2 separate regions of the Homo sapiens genome follow, and region 1 is linked to region 2. The links are chromatin loops, found by intact Hi-C in ENCODE. Cell type or tissue: GM12878. All regions are shown on one strand. Each heading gives the region's core, and the rest is flanking DNA. Links, peaks and the distances in the headings are about the cores only.

What was found. Peaks named below come from ENCODE experiments on the same cell type or tissue, not always from the same donor. Only the 100,000 strongest peaks of a DNase experiment are listed, where the experiment ranks them.
Region 1: it touches region 2 in a loop (6-fold over the local background); 2 of 110 quality-filtered maps call a loop at or near these places.

What each region holds. Positions count from the first base shown.
Region 1 is chr21:43,916,508-43,927,018 of GRCh38, reverse strand. All of the region lies in intron 2 of AGPAT3 (1-acylglycerol-3-phosphate O-acyltransferase 3), which reads right to left. It also overlaps the pseudogene RNU6-859P. Among named protein-coding and RNA genes, the nearest start is that of AGPAT3, 57 kb to the right of the region's middle. RefSeq lists enhancers at 1,114-2,013, 3,812-4,709, 4,586-4,835, 5,177-5,471, 5,610-6,507 and 5 more and a silencer at 8,706-8,755. In GM12878, for the core only: a CTCF peak has its summit at 8,671 (motif pointing right); DNase peaks (open chromatin) are centred at 4,758, 5,288, 6,548, 8,656 and 2 weaker places; H3K4me3 peaks cover 3,080 bases; H3K27ac peaks cover 3,102 bases.
Region 2 is chr21:43,660,971-43,671,481 of GRCh38, reverse strand. It overlaps RRP1B (ribosomal RNA processing 1B), which reads right to left. Exons shown (of 16, transcript NM_015056.3): 2 at 1,516-1,598. Among named protein-coding and RNA genes, the nearest start is that of RRP1B, 6.7 kb to the right of the region's middle. RefSeq lists an enhancer at 8,121-8,180. In GM12878, for the core only: no CTCF peak of the experiment used is centred there; no DNase peak of the experiment used is centred there; H3K4me3 peaks cover 458 bases; H3K27ac peaks cover 652 bases.

The DNA.
Region 1 (10,511 bases), core at 1,527-9,526, 250 kb before region 2:
TGGCAAAACCCTGTCTCTTTTTTTTTTTTTTTTTTTTTTTGAGACAGAGTCTTCCTCTGTCGCCTAGACTGGAGTGAGATGGTGCAATCTTGGCTCACTGCAACCTCCACCTCCTGGGTTCAAGCAATTCTCCGGGTTCAAGCAATTCTCCTGCCTCAGCCTCCCAAGTAGCTGGGATCACAGGTATGCTCCACCACGCCCAGCTAACTTTTTGTGTTTTTAGTAGAGACGGGGTTTTGCCAGGTTGGCCAGGCTGGTCTTGAACTCCTGACCTCAAGTGATCCACCCACCTCGGCCTCCCAAAGTGCTGGGATTACAGGCATCAGCCACTATGCCCAGCCCTCCTTTTTATTAAAAAAAAAAAAAAAAAAAAAAAAAAAAAGGCCAGCGTAGCTCACGGAAGCTACCCCAGCAGCACGACACAGAGCTCTTTTCTTAAATGCCGCAGCATGGAAACCCAGGAACGCGCCGTGGGGGCTGGGGGCTCCTCTCGTGCACGCGTGGCCCCTGAAGCTGCCTGTTCTCTGTGAGAATGAAACACCCGAGCCAACGCTGGGCCACCCCAGGGGATCCCGGATAAAATCACCCCCAGTCCTGCCACACAGATGCGCATGCCCTCCCTGCTGGACCACCCCGCTGTCCTACGTGTTACCTGACGTGGTCCCCAGAGAAACAGCTTGTTCAGCCAAGGACGGCAGAGCGAAGGCTCAGCACCCCCTTGGCGCCAGTGCGTTACTCAAGAACACTCCAGATTTCACCGCTGCTGGAGGACAGGGCTGAGGAGCTGGAGTCCATGTCCCAAGCAGGCGTCTGTGTCTCAGGCAAAAGTCTACAGATGACCTGTACCCTGGTGCTGACCCAGCGGGAGAAGGCAAGCCGCAGCCACCGTACCACTGAATGCTCCAGTGGCCACAGTAAAACACAGAGAAAAGTGGAATTAACTTTAACGATGTGTTTTACCTAATCCAACATATCCAAAATATCACAGACTTCTCCATCGGACACTGAAATCCAGTACCTATTTCCAGCTCTCAGGGCCTCACACGTGGGCCTCGCCGCTTCTCCTGGGCAGGCAGCTACATGGCGCCGGCGGCCACCACACCAGAGAGGCCAGCTCTGGGTTTGTTACTCCCAGGACATTTGCAGCAGACGAGGATTGGCCTGCCCTGACGGAGAAGGTGGAATGGACTTGGGAGTCCTGCTGTGGCACGTCCTGACAGAGCTCTGTGTGGGAATGTGGGCGCTGGAGACAGGCGCAGGCCAGATGCATGAATGTCACAGGTGCCCAAGTCAACACAGGGTTATGGGGTGCAGGGGCAACAAGCCACGGGGCTACAAGGGGTCAATGCCCCCTGAGGGGACAGAGCGGAGCTGGAGGCGCTGGGGCTGGGGCTGAGGAAGAGTCCAGCCCAGAGGGCACAGACTTGGAGACAGCATGGGGTCTGAGACCAGGACCCCAAGCTCCCGTTCTCCCTCCCCCTTTTGTCTACCCACAATGACTCAGGTGCCTCAAAGTCAGCCAGGGAAGAAAGAGAGTTCTGCTCAGGGGCAGCCCCGCTGTCCTTACCTTGTTGGACCCCGGGGGCAGGTCCCTGGCTGGAGTGTGTGAGCAGCAGGAGGTGGCAGAAGTGTGGGGCCCTGGCTTTTATCTGCTGCCCAGACTGGGAGGGGCAGGAGGGTGGGGAGGAAGAAATCTTGCTGGATCCTCTCTTGCCTGAGCAGGGAGGAGGACTCTGCCCTCTTCCCCGCATGACCCAGAGTCTCTGCAAGCCAGGACGGCAGAAGCAGCCAGCAGCATGGCTGGGAGCAACCACAGGAGGGCCCGGGACAGTGCCTACGGCCGCTCACGGCAGCTGAGCCAGCGCCAGCGAGGGGAGAGAGTCCTGCCAGGGTGGGCACCGTGGCCGTCTTCCCGTTCTCATCATCACAGAGACACTGACCAAGAGGATATGACCAGGCCCCACACTCACAAAAGAGGCCAAGCCAGAAGTCGAACGACCATGTGTCGGCGCCCTGGCTGAAGTGCAGTGAGGAAGGACTCGCAAAGAAACAAGAAAATGCCTCTTCTCACACAGCTCAGGTAAAAGGTCAAAGACACACGGGGCTTGAAATCCTGACAACTCTGCCAAGTTGTAGGAGGCTCGGGCTGCCATCCCAAAACGCACATTCCCACACGCCTCTCCAACACGGCAGCCCTGGACTCAGCCCACAGGGTGACAGCCCAAGCCCCTTGCGGCAGGGTGGGGCTCAGGGGGAGTCTTCAAAAGAAAAGCCCAGGCGTGCCCTTCTCGACCTTCCTGCCTGGAATGCAGATGAAACAGCCGGGGCAAGGCAGCCATCTCGAGACCAGCGAGCCACAGCTAGGACAGAAGCCGGGGCCGGAGCATGATGTCGGAGGAGGTCAGGGTCTCTGCGGCATGGCAGGGAAGTGGCCGCCACCCTGACCGCCTGATTGCTAACAGGAGGAAGATGGATCTGCTGTTCGTGAAAGTGCTTGCAAAGGCAGAGCCTGCTCCTCACGGGAGCGGACCTGGGGAGCTGTGTGATAAGCAGCAGGTATTTATTGGTCTTAGTCCCTGGTTCCTGACACAAAGCTCATAAATTCCTTGTAATTTCCTGAGTGGGAAGGGTGACAGGAGCATCTTTTGTTCTATTTGGTTCTTGTACAAAGTTCTTAAAACCTTACATTTTCCTGGCTCGGCGCGATGGCTCACGCCTGTAATCCCAGCACTTTGGGAGGCCGAGGCGGGCGGGTCACGAGGTCAGGAGATTGAGATCATCCTGGCTAACACGGTGAAACCCCGTCTCTGCTAAAAAAAAAAAAAAAATACAAAAAAATTAGGCAGGCGTGCTGGCGGGCACCTGTAGTCCCAGCTACTCGGGAGGCTGAGACAGAATGGCGTGAACCCAGGAGGTGGAGCTTGCAGTGAGCTGAGATCACGCCACTGCACTCCAGCCTGGGCAACAGAGCGAGACTCCGTCTCAAAAAAAACCAAAAAAAACACCTTACATTTCCTACAGGATGGGAGCATCTACTGTTACTCCTAACAAGCCTTTCAATCTCACCTGAGTGACAGGAGACTTGCGGGGCCCTCGACAGCACTCCCCAGCCCCCTGCCGTCCTCCAGGAAGGACAGGGGCTGGAGACCAGGCTCCCTCAAAACTCTTGTACAATGGACTTCAGGGTGGTGAACTCACCCACATGCTGGGAGGCCCGTGCACCCCAGCTCCCCAGGGACAGAAGCCCTGGTACCCAGGATCCCCCAGGCCTCACTCTGTACCCCTTTCCCCCTGGCTGTCCATCGGATCCTTCGTAACACCCTCTACCAGAAACCAGCAGACACAGCTGGTATTTCCCTGAGTTCTGTGAGCTGTCCTGGCAAATGTTCAAACTCGAGGGCATCATGGGAACCCCAGCTTCCAGCCAGTTGGGTCATGGATCACAACCTGGGATTGGCATCTGACAGTGGGGCAGTCTTGTGGGACTGGGCCCTGGCCCTGGGGGATCTGACGCGTCAGAACTCAATGGAATTGGAGGGCGCCTGGGTGGGTGCCCTGGAGCACTGCTTGTGGGGAAACATCCACGCATCTCACGGCAGAAGTGTTCTGTGTTGAGTATGAGAGTGCAGTAGGGAGAAAATCTTTCTTTCCTTTTCACAGGGGACAAACTAACGAGTATTAAACTATAGATCCTGACATCAGCGCAGGCTGCTTCCCGAGGCGTTGCCCGGTCCCCGAGTGCATGAATCTGGAGGTACATGGAGTGCCCCCCAGACAGCGACTCCCCCCACCCCCTACTTCATGCCAGTGTCCCTTCCTGCAGCACAAGGAGCCCTGGGCACTGGTGGTGTGCTGGTGAGCACAGGTCCCCGAGGCTGCGAGCCTCATGGCACGCCTGGCTGGATTCCATCCCCTCTAGGAAAGAACCCAGTGCTCTCTGGGTTTGTTCTCCTTGTGCCAGCACAGACACCTGCAGCTGGTTTTCTTTGGGAAGCACACCCTTCACAAAGTCTAAAAACCCCGTGTGAGCATGGGGAGAAAGAAACAGGGACTCCTGACACAGAACAGACGCTCGCACCCCAGAGCCCGCCCCGCTGGGGACAGGCGCCCCATGCCCAGACCCCAGGCTGGCTCTGCCACCACCACTGGGCAGCCAGTCACATCACACAGCGAAAAAATGCAGCCAATCCTCATGGCAGCCCCTATGCTGACGGAGTGACCTGCCTGGCACGTGGCTCCTGAGCCACAGCCCCTGTGCTGGGAGACCCTACACTGACGGAGTGCCCTGCCTGGCACATGGCTCCTGAGCCACAGCCCCTGAGCTGGGAGACCCCATGGAAGCCCAGAGCACACTGTTGTTTCCCACAGAGCAGGTAGCTCCAGCCCAGACTTCAGCCTTTGGTCACAGGTCACAGACTGTGCCGGGGGGGACCCAGGCCCAGAGTCTCTGTGCCCCCTGCCATGCAGGCCTCTCTTCCAGGGACACAGGGACACTCTCCTCCACGTGCTGCCTGCCTTGAGGGTGGGGTTAAGGAGGGTCCCAGGGAGACTCTCCTCCACTCGCTGCCTGCCTTGAGGGTGGGGTTAAGGAGGGTCACAAGCCAGCAGCCTCCTTCGAGGACTGAAGCAGGTCCCTGCCTGGCTCGGCCCAGCGTCCTGGGGGCTGCACTCCTTCGCACGCACGCTTCCCCCCACGCTTCCTGTTTGCTGATGTGTTCACCATCCTCGCCTCGCCACCCCCACAAGAACAGGAGCCTCCTCCGTCACATCCACTCCTCGTCCCCAGGCTGAGAAAGGCCCTGATAAATGCATCACACACGTGCTCTGTGCGACTCCCCCACAAGCCTGGGCCTCCACATGCACCAAGGCCCCCGGGTGACTCATCCCCGTCCCCAGGTGACTTCCAAAAAAGGAAACCTTTTCCATTATAAAAAATCTCCCCCAAATAAGGAAGCCCACATTCTCACAACAATCTATCAAGTATTTGCTAAACCTTCACAAAAATGGCATCGAGAGACAGAGAAATCAGGAAAAGAATGTCCCAACACTCACACTGATGGTGACCCCCGGGGAGCTGTGAAATGTCCTCTCCACACTCACCCCACACCTTGGTGGGGGAGACAGGCCCGCCGTCCCCAGACACCCAGCTTGGGGTGGGAGGCTGTCAGGAGGTTAGTATCGTGTTAAAAAAGTAATTAACGCTTTATCCCTGGGGGAAAAAAAAAAGAGCTCAGAGAATCAACAGTGTGGAGCTAATTACTGATTAACAAAAGAACCACCACCAACCCCGGCTTTTGATTGCGGACCCAGCGAAGTGACTTCAAAGGCACCACAAAACTAACAAGCGCTCCAGGGCTGCTCATCACCTGGTGCAGCCCAGAGTCTCACCCGCAGGAAACAAACTCTTCTTTCCTTCTGTCCCCACATTCAACACTCAACACAGAATGCTCTGCTCACCAAAACGGGTGGGGATTTCGGCATCAGAAAATCCCATGGCGCCAGGGCTCGCCCTGGAGACTGCCCCACTTGTGACCTGTGCTCCTGACCACCGGGTCAGGATGCTGATCCTAGCTTGTGACCTGTGCTCCTGACCACCCGGCTAAGCTGGGGTTCCCACGGTGCCCTCCTTGAGTTTGATCATTTGCTAGGACGGCTCACAGAACTCTGGGAACACCGTCTACTGGTTTATTATAAAGGGTGTTATGAAGGATCCGGATGGACAGCTGGGCGGAGAGGAGCACAGGGCGAGGCCTGGGGTGTCCAGGGCACAGGAGTGTCCAGTGCTTCTGACTGACCAGCTACAGGGTGGCTTTCCAATGACTCCCCCTCAGGTTCAATTAATTTGCCAGAGCAGCTCACAGAACTCAGGGAGACACATTTACTGTTTTGTCTTGTTTTGTTTTTTTGAGGCAGAGTCTTGCTCTGTTGCCCAGGCTGGAATGCAGTGGCCCGATCTCGGCTCACTGCAAGCTCCGCCTCCAGGGTTCACGCCATTCTCCTGCCTCAGCCTGCTGAGTAGCTGGAACTACAGGTGCCCGCCACCACGCCCGGCTAAGTTTTTGTATTTTTAGTAGATATGGGGTTTCACCGTGGTCTTGATCTCCTGACCTCGTGATCTGCCCGCCTCAGCCTCCCAAAGTGCTGGGATTACAGGCGTGAGCCACCGCGCCTGGCCTCATTTACTGGTTTTTATAAAGGATGTTACAAAAGATACAGATGAAGAGATGCACAGGGTGAGGTATGGGGCAGGGAGCTCGGAGCTGCTGTACCCTCCCCAGGGCTCCACCCTCCGGGAACCTCCCCGTGCTTAGCAGCCTGCAAGCCCCCAAACGCTGTCCTTGAGGGAGTCTGTGGAGGCTTCATTACACAGGCACGATCGAGCAGAACACCGGCCACTGGTGATCCACTCCACCTCTGCGGGCTCCCTCCCCTCCCCAGAGGTCCACGGGTGGAGTCCCAACCTCTAATTACATGGTCAGTTGCCCTGGCAACCAGTCCCCCAGGAGGCTGTCCTGGAGCCCCAGCCACAGTCACCTCATTAGCAAAAAAAAAGACACTCAGCACTAAAGGTTGTAGGAGCTGTGTGCCCAGAGCCAGGGCCAGAGACCAAAGTATGTTTCTGATTACATCACACTATCACACTCACCAAGCATCACCTGCCCAGCTGCGCTGTCTCCTCTCAGCCGAGTCACACTCACACACACATTCAACACTCACACGCACACACACACTCTCACACTGACACATTCACGCTTTACACACACCCTTACACACACACACTCACTCACAATCTCTCACACACACACACACAGGGCTGAAGACATGATGAGTGTCCCAGCATGCAGTGGGGGAAGAAATGGACTAAAAAGACACAGCCTCGCACTCTGGGAGGGGTGCGGACGTGGTCACACCCCCGCCTGCAGTGCACTCCTGTCCCTTCTCCAAGCTTCAGGTGACAACCAGGATCCTGTCTGGAGACCCCCCGCGGACTCCAAGCATGGAGATGCAGACGCCCGCATGGCACCCACACATGAGGAAAGCCGGTTTGAAAACACCATGGAACCAAAGTCCCGGCTCCAAGATCTTTACACTATTTGGGAAGAAAACAGAGACACCCATGCTTGCGTCAGCAGTACGTGTACTAAAACCGGAACGAGGCAGAGAAGATTAGCGTGGCTCCTGCAGAAGGACGACATGCAAATTCGTGAAGCATTCCACATTTTTGGCTGGCATGGATGTGGTGAACAGGGAACACCTCTACATTGCTGGTGGGAATGTAAACTAGTACAACCACTGTGGAAACAGCATGGAGATTCCTTAAAGAACTAAAAGTAGATCCACCATTCGATCCAGCAATCCCACTCCTGGGTATCTACCAGAGGAAAAGAAGCCATGAGCGGAAAAAGACATATGCATGTTTGCAGCAAGATGACTTGCAATTGCAAGGATACAGAACCAACCTAAAGCATCCATGGACCGAAGAGTGAATAAAGAACACGTGGTCCATATACACCACGGAATACTACTCAGCCATCAAAAGGGACAAAATAATGTCTCACAGCAACTTGGATGGAGCTGGAGGCCATTATTCTAAGTGAAGAAACTCAGGAACGGAAAACCAAAAACTGTTCTCACTTATAAGTGGGAGCTAAGCTATGAGAACGCAAAAACATAGAGTGATATAATGGACAGGGAAATTGGGAAGGGGGTGAGGGATAGAGACTCTATATTGGGTCCAGTGTACCACTGCTCGGGTGACAGGTGCACTAAAATCTCAGAATTCGCCACTAAAGAACCTGTCCGCATAACCAAAATCCACCTGTACCCCACACACTAGTGAAGTTTAAAAAAAAAGAAAATAGAGACACCGGTAAACTTTTGTGACATCAAGCATGCATCCTAACATTTAAGGACGACACTCCAAGAATATAAATGATGGACAGATGTGTGACTTCTGCAGTAGGAGAAACAGGAAATAAAAACAAACTTCACCCAGTCTCAGAGCAGGCAGGAAAGTGAAGGAAAAGAATGTTAAGTAATAACGATGGTGATGGTAAAGTAGAAAGTTAAGACAAAAAAAGAAAAAAAAGTTAAACACATAAGTAATCACAAGTATAAACAGCATTTAAAAATTTAGCTGTCAGCCGGCAGGGGTAGCTCACACCTGTAATCCCAGCACTTTGGGAGGCTGAGCCATGCAGATGGCTTGAGGCCAGGAGTTCAAGACCAGCCTGGCTAACATGGTGAAACCCCATCTCTACTAAAAATAGAAAAATTAGCTGGGCGTGGTGGCGCACGCCTGTAATTCCAGCTACTCAGGAGGAGAATCACTGGAACCCGGGAGACGGAGATTGCGGTGAGCCAAGATCGTACCACTGCACTTCAGCCTGGGTGGCAGAGCAAGAGTCAGTCTCAAAAAAAAAAAAAAAAGCCAGCAGTCTGCCAGATTGCTAGATTTACAGAGACACACAAAGCTAAAATGTAACCAAGTGTCCCCCATTTTTCTGTTTCTAAATTATTTTTATCTCTTCTCTTCTCTTGTCTCCATTTCCCCCTGTTCCCCACTTCCTACATAGCCCTTTAGAAATGCAATTATACCCTTTTCCCTTCCATTCACTGGACACTGCCGATGGGGCAAGCTCACCTAACCATGTGCTCAGGAGCTCCAGGGGAACCCTCAGCCACCAGGTGGCTACCTCTAGAGACAACAATTGATCCACACCCAAAGTGCTGTTATGAACTAACTCTCTCCACCTGGAAAGTTCTGGCCACCTACAACACCCACAACACCCACAACCGCCGCAACACCCACAACCTCCACAACCCAACACCCACAACTCCCACAACACCCACAACTCCCACAACACCCACAACTCCAACACCCACAACCCCCACAACACCCATAACACAACACCCACAACACAACACCCACAACACCCACAACACCCACAACCCCAACACCCACAACCCCCACAACACCAACAACCCCTACAACACCAACATCCACAACACCCACAACCCCCACAACACCCATAACACAACACCCCCAACACCCACACCCCCTACAACCCCCACAACACCCACAACACCCACACCCCCTACAACACCCACAACACCCGCAACCCCTACAACCCCCACAACCCCCACAACACTCACAACTCCTACAACACCCACAACACAACACCCACAACCCCCACAACACCCACAACACAACCCCCACAATACCCACAATACCCACAACACCCCAACACAGTTCTGCCGGGGAAGATGCCAACTCGACCACCCGGTAGATAAGGCAGCGAAACGAGTTATGCGGACCCCCACCTGCCAGCCTCCTCCCCTGTGTGCCACACATCCCCCCACCTTTAAAAGTTCCCACTTTCTGCTCCAAAAGCAAAGTGGTACCCTCACTTTACCTCTTCCCCTAAGCTAGCTTTGGAATAAAGTCACTTTCTTTATACCCGACGTGCTCTTGTTAATTGGACTCTGCCAGCAGCAAGCGACTAAACCTGTGTTTTGGTCACAGAAACTGTGAAACTGTGTCACACAGAGGCAGAACTTAAAGGCAGAGAGGACACACAGACGGACACCAACGTGGAGATGACTGGAGTGGGAGCGTAAAGCTGCACTCTATAAAACACCTGCAACCAGACGGCAGACCTGAGCGCCTGGAGGGCTCAGCAGAGACCCGGAGGGAGGGTTGTGCCACGGCAGTGCAGGGCAGCAGAAGGAGGAGCAGCGGGACCGCGCCGGCAACAGGCTCACAGCACCCAGAGGGGCGGATGTGCCCTGGATGGAGGTGACGAGCAAGAAGGCTGACAGCGGTACGTGTGTGGGGGGCGGGGGCGGGGGTGCTTACCGTGTGCTTTGAGGACAACCCAGCAAATGGGGCGGTGGGGCAGGCCAGGGCAGAGTGGGCCCCCCTCACTTGCCCGCAGGGTGCCCGGGAGTGGGGAGAGGAAACAGCTTGGCTCTGGGACAGGAGAGAGGGGCCACGGGCTCTGCCACCGTCACTGTTCCTAGAGAAGCAACAGACCTTACCCAAAAAGGAGCAGCCTGAGGATCTTAGATACAGACACGAGCACGAGGCGGCCACAAACAAGACTCCAACTTCCCCGGCTATCCGCTCAACACCACCAAAAACTCGACCGAAGTGAAACAAAAACCCAGAGAGGCAAGAGCAGAAACCACGCATGGGAAGATGCAGGCGTCTGTGCTGTGTGTGCGAACGTGCATGTATTTTATCTGCAACTCCCTAAAATACACAAAATGACCACAGCCCTGGTCCAAACACACCAATCATATCTACCGATACAAAAAGCCTCCAATCACCTACTAAAAGGACAACATTCGCACTGGCTTAAAACAAACCCCAACTCTGCAGATAGAAGAGAAAGACCTAAAACAGAGAAATTCAGCAGAGTTAAAAATACATGAAATAAATATATACTGGAAAAATGCAAAAAAAAAAAAAAGGGTTCAATATCTTGATATTAGACAATAAAATATCA
Region 2 (10,511 bases), core at 220-8,219:
GCAGGAGGATCAGCTGAGCAATAGGGAGGTTGGGGCTGTAGTGAGCCATGATGGCACCCCTGCACTTCAGCCTGGGCAACAGAGTGAAACTCTGTAAAAAAAAAAAAAAAAAAAGAAAACTTCATCATAATCCCAGAAATGATGTGAAACACAAAGACAGCAGGGCAGACCTCACAGAGGTGAGATGCTGGGGATGCTCACTGCACGCCATGGGAAAGTCCTCCCTACAGCTTGCTCAGAGACAAGGTGGAATGTGAAGGTAAACTCAGCCTTCTGGGCTCTGTCCTGGGTGAAGGGGTCCCTGAGAGAGCATGCCCTGCTGAGGTGCAGCAGGCTCACTCTGGGGAGACGCCCTCTCTTCTGAGGTTCCGTGAGAAAAGCACACTCCTCATCAGTCTGACTCACACCACACCCGGTCTGTTTTCCTTCGTGGGAAAATGAGATTTCTGTCCATTGGTTTTCTTCCTCCACTAAAGCTGTTGGTTGTTACTTTTGAATGTAATATAAAAATATTTTGCCCTGCTCCTACTCAAAATATGTTCAGTAAAATAAAAATAAATTAAAACAAGTTATTACGCAGCACGGGAGAAGTGGCAAGGCTGCACATTAAAACCCAGAAAAGTAAAATCTTGCCCTGAGGACCTGTCATCTGCATCAGAGACTTGCAAGCACTTCTCAAGGCTGGTTCCTCTACCTCAGGGGTGTCCAGTCTTTTGCCTTCCCTGGGTCACACTGGAAGAACTGTCTTGGGCCACACACAGTATACACTAACACTAGTAATAGTGAAGAGCTTAAAAAAAAAAATCTCATAAGGTCCTAAGAAAGTTTCCGAATTTGTGTTGGGCTGCATTCAAAGCCATCCTGGGCCACATGTGGCTGTGGGTTGGACAAGCCTGCTCTCCCTCTACAGAGGCAGATCGGATCTACTTTCATGGGTCAGAACAAAGCTTTTAAAAAGTGAAAGTCACATCTTTAGTGTTGGCTTTGGTGGTGGGCTTAGCGGGCTCAGCAGGCCCCGCACAGAGAGACCGAGCCTGCTGCGCGTTTGGGTGACTGCGCAGGCGCACTCGGCTTTAACAGGGAGGCTTTCGCTGAGCGCTACTGCTGCTCTCCATGGAACCCGAAGCCCAGTGACGCGGCTGCCCTCTCCTGGGTTTCACAGGGTCTTGACTAGTTAGTGCTCCTGTCATGCCATCCTTGACCACAAAAAATAAACTTACCAGAAGAGAGAAACTTTAAGTAATGTAAAACCTAGCATGGAACCTATGAAATTTTACAGAGAAATAGTAAATTGACAACGAATGCACATCTTTCCTTTTATTTGAAAAGACAATTCACCTAACTGTGTTGACCCTGCATCCCTTTCTGTATGGACAAGAGGTACGAAAATGACTCCTTGAAGCATGACTGTCAGTGTGCGTCAGTGTATCGGGGGACTGGCACAGCATGAGTGATCAAGTCTCTTATCCATCCACAGCAAGAACCCGGGAGCATGACAAAGGGAACGCATGTTACCTGTAGAAGGGGTTCATCCTGCACCCACATGCAGTAGAAGAGCCCCTTCCAGATTTTCAGAAGTTCTTCCTGACTGAAACCTCCTGGAAGGCAAAACAATACAAACATCTTAGAGTCTATGCATCTCTTTTCTTCAAGTTTAGAAAGTGGTGAAGTATCACATACATTTTAATTCTCTTTCGTTTGCACGTCTTTTTAAAAAATTGAAGCAAACATTTCCTTATTGTTATAAAAGAAACACAAATAAATTACTACTGTACCTGCAGCTTTATCAGCTACAGGGTAGGGTGGCAGTGGTGGCCCGGCCTCAGCGTGAGGAAGCAAATGTCATCACAACACAAAATTCATGAACAAAGTGGCCACTTATGAAATCGGCTCCTCATCAACGCCCTCCCCGCCCACCACGTGCAGCCATCCTGCACACTGACATTTTCGCTGGTCTTGTGAAGTAAAACTGCAAATCTTACAAGAGATGCGGGGGACCTGCTCAAGTCATATGAAGCCCCAGCAACGGGCAGCCCCACTTCCGAGGAACAGAAAACCAGCCAGGCTGAGGACACAGGAGCTCCAAACAGTACATCTGAAAGTCAAAGGCCTAGGAAAGGGCCTGGGGACACTGACGCTGCTTTGGAATATTTTTGCAAAAATTACCTTTTAAGGATCCTAGTATAAGGTCAAAAGTGGCTGCCTCCCAGTCACCCTCCCTGTAACGGTGATCATTTACTGTGGCATCACCAGGTTGGCTTTGTCAATCACCCTCCCTGCAACGGTGATCATTTACTGTGGCATCACCAGGTTGGCTTTGTCAATCACCCTCCCTGCAACGGTGATCATTTACTGTGGCATCACCAGGTTGGCTTTGTCAATCACCCTCCCTGTAACGGTGATCATTTACTGCAGCATCACCAGGGTTGGCTTTGTTCTGACTCTAGCTACTCAGGGCTCTACCTCTGCCTTCATGATCTATGATTGAGTGACCAGTCTCGTTCAGCCTTAAATCTCCTGAGTAGACCCCAGGTGTCATAAAGTATTTGCTGACTGACATAAAGAATCACAAAATGATAAGGTAGGTGTACAGTCTTGGAGTTTCCGAGCCTATGGATACATGAAATTAGAACACAAACAGAATCCTCAAGTCTTGATGTGTGTTACAAATGGTCTTTATTAGGATTTTACTAGGAGATCCTAGGAGAAATCTTTTGGAGCAACAAAGTGCTATAAACTAGATGAATGCAAACAAATATTTAGAATCAATGTGATCTTAATACTCCAAAAGATGCTTAAAAAGTGACAAAAAGGGCCAGACGCGGTGGCTCATGCCTGTAATCTCAGCACTTTGGGAGGCTGAGGTGGGCGGATCACGGGGTCAGACGATCAAGACCATCCTCACTAACACAGTGAAACCCCGTCTCTACTAAAAATACAAAAAAAATTAGCCGGGTATGGTGGCGGGCGCCTATAGTCCCAGCTACTCCAGAGGCTGAGGCAGTAGAATGGTGTGAACCCAGGAGGTGGAGTTTGCACTTTGCAGTGAGCTGAGATTGCGCCACTGCACTCCAGCCTGGGCGACAGAGCGAGAGTCCGTCTCTTAAAAAAAAAAAAAAAAGTGACAAAAAGACCTTTTAATGGACCAAAGTTTGTTTAGTGTATTCAGAGTGCGTTAACCTTAATTTACAGGTATTGATTTCCACTTTGCTAAGGGTCTTTCTCCCATCAACAATTTTATAATGGTACATTTTGATTCTTTTTTTTTTTTTTGAGATAGAGTCTTGCTCTGTTGCCCAGGCTGGAGTGCAGTGGCACAATCTAGGCTCACTGCAACCTCTGCCTCCTGGGTTCAAGCGATTCTCCTGCCTCAGCCTCAAGAGTAGCTGGGATTATAGGCGCGTGCCACCACGCCTGGCTAATTTTTTGTATTTTTAGTGGAGACAAGGTTTCACCATGTTGGCCAGGCTGGTCCGGAACTCCTGACCTCAGGTGATCTGCTGGCCTCGGCCTCCCAAAGTGCTGGGAATACTGGCATGAGCCACCACACCCGGCCTGCATTTTGATTCTTTTATGATAGTTTTCCATGTAAAACCAGGATATCAGGAACTAACATAAAACTAGTTTATTAAAGTATATTCCCTTTCACAGTTGGAGAGAAGATGTACCAACTGGTTCTCTTGCCCTCTTGTTATGAACAAGTCATGCCTGGGGATCCTCACGTGGATAATGTAAGTATGGTATGAGTAATAAACCCCACTAGAGCTGAGCCAACTGCGGTCATGATTGCAGTAACTTTTTTTTTCTTGGCCACAGTGACCTGCACTTATATTTAATCATGTTCAAAGACCACATATATCCCCAGTGAATTGAAGGCTTTGGGCAAGGATCATAAATAGCTGCTAAAACATTAGATGAAAAGATATCACCCAGGCGTGGCGGCTCACTTGAGCTCAGGAGTTTGAGACCAGCCTGGGCAACACAGCAAAACCCAATCTCTACAACATTGTACTCCATGGAGCTTGGGCGACAGAGCAAGACCCTGTCTTAAACACACACACACACACACCAACAACAAAACCAAAAAATTGGCAGAGCATGGTGGCATGTGCCTGTAGTCCCAAGTACTCAGGTGGCTGAAGTGGGAGGATGACCTGAGCCCAGGAATTTGAGGCTGCAGTAAGCTATAATCGTGCCACTGCACTCCAACCTGGGCAACAGAGCAACTCTGTCTCTCAAACAAACAAACAAACAAACAAACAAACGATATTAAGAAACTTGAAAGTGGATGTGTCAGACCATCAACACCCAAACCCACCGACCGATCATTAACATGCACAGGCAATAATCACGCATCAGATGCCAGAGGTGATGCCAACAGGAAGAACGCTGCACCAACCTATGAAGTATTCTTACAAAAGTAAGTGTCAAAAAAAAAAACACCCAACTGTGTCAAATCTTAACTATTAATATTAGTTTATAGGAAATACAGGGGACAGAGGAACATGGTAAGTGAGACAACAGGATGCAGTCAACAAACCCCAAATATGTGAAACTCTACAAGGCATATGACCTATGTCCCCAACAAATAAACTGTACAGAAAAAGATGGGTAAGAACTGTTAGATTTTAAGAGCGTCTTGGCAGACATATTAACCAAATGCAGTGGGTGGTCCTCATTTGGATTGCTCATAAAAAACATTTGATGAGAAAAACTAAACAGATTGGATATTTCATGCTATTAAGGATTTTTTTTTTTTTTTTTTGGAGACAGTTTCACTCTGTCGCCCAGGCTGGAGTGCAGTGGTGCAATCTCGGCTCACTGCAACCTCTGCTGCCCAGGTTCAAGCGATTCTCCTGCCTCAGCCTCCCACGTAGCTGGGATTACACGCACCTGCCACCGCACCCAGCTAAGTTTTGTAGTTTTTAATAGAGACGGGGTTTCGCCATGTTGGCCAGGATGGTCTCAGTCTCTTGACCACATGATCCCCCCACCTTGGCCTCCCATAGTGCTGGGATTACAGGCGTGAGCCACCAGGCCTGGCAGCCATGCTAGTTTTAAGGGGGAAAGTGAAGCACAACTTTGTGCAGGAGCTCAACTGCTGGTGCCAGCACCTTGTTTTTCTCCACTGCAACCTCTGCTGCCCCAAAGATTGTCTCCATTCTCAGACAGGCTCCACCTGTGTTACAAGGTGGCTGGGAGCAGGTACAAACTGTGTGTTCTCTTCAAGTCCAGTAAGGAGAGAGCTAGAAACTCCTAAGGACTGAGCAAGAAGATTTTTACCTGCAGAGGGTCACTTGGCTTTTCTTGAACCTGTCCTGTGGCCAAGGGAATTCTGCTGAATTGGCAGAAGCCGCCGCCTCTCCACGTGGGGTAAGCCCCACCCAGACCACAGAGTCCCTCCACACCCTGCTTGAAGGTGGAGAGCCTTGGAGGGAAATCCCAATGTAGCTGCCCAGCAAGGACAAGGAGTGCCCTGAGCCTGACCCCATGCAGTAACCTGGGTCCTTCAAATCCTCTCTTTGGGTTTAAGCTGGTTAATGCTCCTGCACTTCCAGTTGCATCACTGTCTTAGTCTGTTGCGCTGCTATAAAGGAACACCTGACGCTAAGAGGTTTATTTGGCTCGAGGCTCTGCAGGCTGTACAAGCATGGCTCCAGCATCTGCTTCTGGTGAGGACCTCAGGGAGTGTCCCATCTTGGCTGGAGGGGAAGGGGAGTTGTCATGTCACATAGCAAGGGAGGAGGAAGGTGCCAGGCTCTTTAACAGTCAGATCCCACAGGAACTAGGAGTGCGCGCTCATTTAATCCTGAGAATGGCACCAAGGGTTCCGCTGGAACCCAGGAGGCGGAGGTTTCAGTGAGCCAAGATCGCACCACTGCACTCCAGCCTGAGCGACAGAGCAAGACTCCATCTCAAAAAATAAACAAATAAATAAAATAAAATAAAACTAGCATGGCGTAGATGTTCTGTCAAGTTGCAACTGAAAGAGTCCTAACTAATAAAAACACGTTTATTGCAAAGAACCTTACCACCATCAAAGTGATATAATCACAAGCTTGTCTTGCTCCCTGCCTCCTGAATCCCAGGCTCTGAACCAGAGGGACTGATGCAACCTGTCTGATGTGTATCTTTCCAGATCTTTCCTGGGCATTTATTTACAGAACAGTTACAGGTAGTGCAGAAAAGCACAGTTGTGTGTGTGACCTAAATGGCATAATATTCTGTATTCTGGTCTTTCTCACTTAAAAACAGCATATTTATTTCCAGATGGTTTTGTAAGTATACCATTGGGTCAAGCCAACAGTAAGTGATAATGTGGTCTGCCTAGCATCTGCTATGGATAGCCCACACCTGTAACAGGCAAAGGCACAGTATGATGTGCTACAGAGGCGTTCATAATGGAAAACAGTAGATTCTGACGGAGTGACAACAGACCCTGGACAGTGGGCAGCAAAGTGGGCTGGGTGAGTAATATGGGTTGGCTGTGTCCCCACCCAAATCTCACCTTGAATTGTAATAATCCCCACGTGGTGGGAGGGACCCAGTGGGAGGTAACTGAATCACGGGGACGGGTTTTTCTCATGCTGTTCTCGTGAGACTGAATAAGTCTCATGAGATCTAACGGTTTTATAAAGGGGAGCTCTCCTGCACATACCCGCTTGCCTGCCGCCATGGATGACCTGCCTTTGCTTTGTTTCTCCTTTGCTGTCTGCCATGATTGTGAGGCCTCCCCAGCCATGTGGAACTGTGAGTCCATTAAACCTATTTCCTTTATAAATTACCCAGTCTCCGGAGTGTCTTTATTAGCAGCGTGAGAACAGGCTAATACAATGAGAAAAGATACTCTGATTGTCTCTTTTCTAGGAGGCAACAGAGTAGCACGGAAACAAACCTTGGCTCAGGCCCCAGCTTCCTGCTGACAGGGGCCCAGTATCAGAAAACTGTCAACTGACTTTTGGGCCTCAGTTCTATCACCTATACTATATGAAAGATTTATTGTTAGGGTCAAGCCCAAGACGTGTGAAACACTGTAAGAACAAAGCACTATTGAGTTGGTGAGAGATTACAATAATAATTGTCTCACTTTCTATTCCTAGGAATACATTTTACATTTTGTTCCCTTTTTTCTTTTTCTTTTTTTTTTTTTTTTTGAGACGGAGTTTTACTCTTGTTGCCCAGGCTGCAGTGCAATGGTGCGATCTTGGTTCACTGCCTCCCGGGTTCAGGTGATTTTCCTCCCTCAGCCTCCCAACCTCAGGTGATCCACCCGCCTCGGCTTCCCAAAGTGTTGGGATTACAGGCGTGAGCCACTGCGCCCGGCCCATTTTGTTCCCTTTTAAAACATCTATTTTCCATTTATGTCTGTGTGTGTGTGTTCACCTAGGAATCTAATAAAAACAAGCCACCAATTTTTGAAGTATTCAAAGTAAAAGAGAGAAATGCTCATTACTGAATTACTTTCAAAGCTCTGAAAGGCAAAGTACATTATCTGAAGCAGTTTGGTTTCATCAGTCTTGTCTTCTCTATTTTCTTCTTGGGGCTAAATTTCTTAAACTTAATACTACTGTTTTTACAACAATACAATATAGGTTTATTTATTTCAAAATGAATGAGGTAGGCCAGGTACAGTGGCTCACTTCTGTAATCCCAGCACTTTGGGAGACCGAGGTGGGCAGATCACCTGAGGTCAGGAGTTCAAGACCAGCCTGGCCATCATAGAGTGAAACCCTGTCTCTACTAAAAAAATACAAAAATTAGCTGGGCATGGTGGTGCATGCCTGTAGTCCCAGCTACTTGGGAAGCTGAGGCAGGATAATCGCTTGAACCTGGGAGGTGGAGGTTGCAGTGAGCCGAGATTGTGCCACTGCACTCCAGCCTGGGCGACAGAGCAAGTCTCTGTCTCTCAAAAAAACAAAAACAAAGGCTGGGCACGGTGTGGCTCACACCTGTAATCCCAGCACTTTGAGAGGCCTAGGCGGGCGGATCATGAGGTCAGGAGCTCAAGACCAGCCTGGCCAACATGGTGAAACACCGTCTCTACTAAAAACACAAAAATTAGCCAGGCGTGGTGGTGGGCGCTCGCTACTCGGGAGGGTGAGGCGGGAGAATTGCTTGAAACTGGAAGGTGGAGGTTGCAGTTAGCAGAGATCGCGCTGTTGCACTTCAGCCTGGGTGAAAGAGTGAAACTCTGTCTCAAAAAACAAAAACACACAAAACAAACGAGGTAAACATCAAAGTGAGACATGTAGACATGTGAAATATTAGTAAGTTTTGAAATGAGCAAATCCAACAGCCACTCTCACCACGCAATGAGCCCAGAAGCCATTTTAGATGGGGGTAAAGTGTTAAACTTGAACACACCCCAGTGTCAGAACATCCACAACTTCTATTTATTATAACTCTTGGATAGAGAGAACCCTAACCCCATCATTATAAAAAAACTTATATCCTCCATCATCTACACTGAATCTAATATAGCATCAACCATAAGATGTACTGTTATTTTGTATGCTGCCAAAAAGAAAGCAATGATACAAATGAAATTGTCACTGGGTTGATTTTGGGATGCCTCCCCATTTTAGTCAATATTTTTAAAGTTGCAGAACTGATAAGATAGGCAGGGATGGTCTGTTTTGTTCACTGCTATATTCCCAGTGCCAAGAATAGCGTACATAATAGTACACAGTTGGCACTCCATAAATGTTTGCTAAATATATGAATGAATGAATGAATTGGGACAAATAAGCTCTTATGGATGAAAGCCATGGAGAGTGATCATTTTATGACTGTGAGCACCCAACTTGAACAGTTAAAGCAAGAGCGCAACACTGTTACTTAAAGCAATACAAAGATTTCCAATTTATTTTTAAAATGACAAAGCTATCTATTGATGTTGCTGCAGAACAGCTCATGTTTCAGGAAGAGTGATAGCTCACATTTCCTTTATGATGCCTAAGACAAGATGCAGAAAAGTTGGAGCCTGTCATCGGGAGTCGAATGTCAGGCCAAGTTATTTCCAAACTTGTGCTGTAATTGTGATGGGGCATAGCTGTGGTGGAGACCTTGTGTTTTCTTGTCCCATTATCACTGTCCACGACGTTCATGCTGCGGAGTTATTTTCTGAAGGTCCACTGTACTCCATGCAATGTGGTGGTGAACAAGATATACAAGACAAGTCACTCTGGGTGTGATAGGCACTAACCAGACAGGACTCTGGAGCACTGGTGTAAACTGGTCTTAGGCCCCCGCATAACCTCTGCATTTGCAAATCCTGGGCTGGCTCACCAAAGGGTTTGAGCAAAAGGCTCTGTCTAGGCTGTCTTAGCACCGTAAGTATTGCCTCTGGTCTTCCACTCTTGTACAGGCCAAGACCTTTTACGGTTGCATGTACTCCCACTTCTGGCTAAGAAAACAGATGGAAGCTTACGGTGTTTCGGGAGAAGGATGACACATTGATAATTAAGAAGCAATGTAGCTAAGTGCTACAACAGAGACACAATGGATGTTTTAGAACCCTGGAGGAGTAGGGCAAGATGCTAGGCGAGGCTTTTTGAAGGAAGTGATACTGAACTGAATGCTGGCAGTGAAGAAGGTGTGGGATTCTTTGCAGAGTGAACAGGAGAAGCAAAGGCAGAGAGGTGAGAAATTGTGTGCTGTACACCAAGAACCATCACCGATTCTGTTGACGGAACATGAAGCAGTTACACGGGGCTTAGGCAGGAAGAGCACCTGAGGACAGATCATGACTTGCAGACACTGAATTTCAAAAAATATTGGTGATGTGGGATCAGATTTGTTTTAGGAAGATGACCCTGGGCTGGTCTGTGGAGGACAGATTCCTGGGGACACAAGTGAAGTTAAGGAGACCAGTTGGGGAATATGCGGGCGCAGAAGTTTCGGTGAGATACAAAGAGCCCACGGTCAAGAATTTATGTCATCAGGAGGTGAACGAGGGAGGACGGGGGTCCTCCCACTGGATGTGGGCCAGGGGAAGAGGATGAGGAATTCAGAGGAGTCCAGGACAATCCCGTGTGTCCGGCTGGAATCTGAATGGCTGGTGGGAACCAGCAACCAAAAGAAAAGAAAACAGGTGGCAGTGGAGCAGCAGCAGAGAACAGGATTTCGGGGAAAGAAAACAGAACTTTTTTTGGCATCCTGAGTGTGAGGTGCCAGGTAGAGAAGCCAGGCTAGCAAGGCACATCCGAGCTGCAAGTAGGAATGGGCTGGGACAACAATTTAGGTTTAGAAACCACCAGCATATATGGGGTACCTGGAACTGTGAGACTAAACAAAATCTCTTGGGGAGATTCTTAACAGAATCAAAGTCAGGAATTTTGGTCTTTATTCCTTTTTCTATCAGACTTCCCAGGAAAGTGTATTTTCTTTTTTTGGGTAGTCTGGTGATTTCTCTTAAAAATAAAACAAACTGAGAATGTCAGTGATGGGGGAGATAATATCTGTTCTTTTAAGCAGATTCTAAATGTATTAGTACCATCAGTAACTAAATA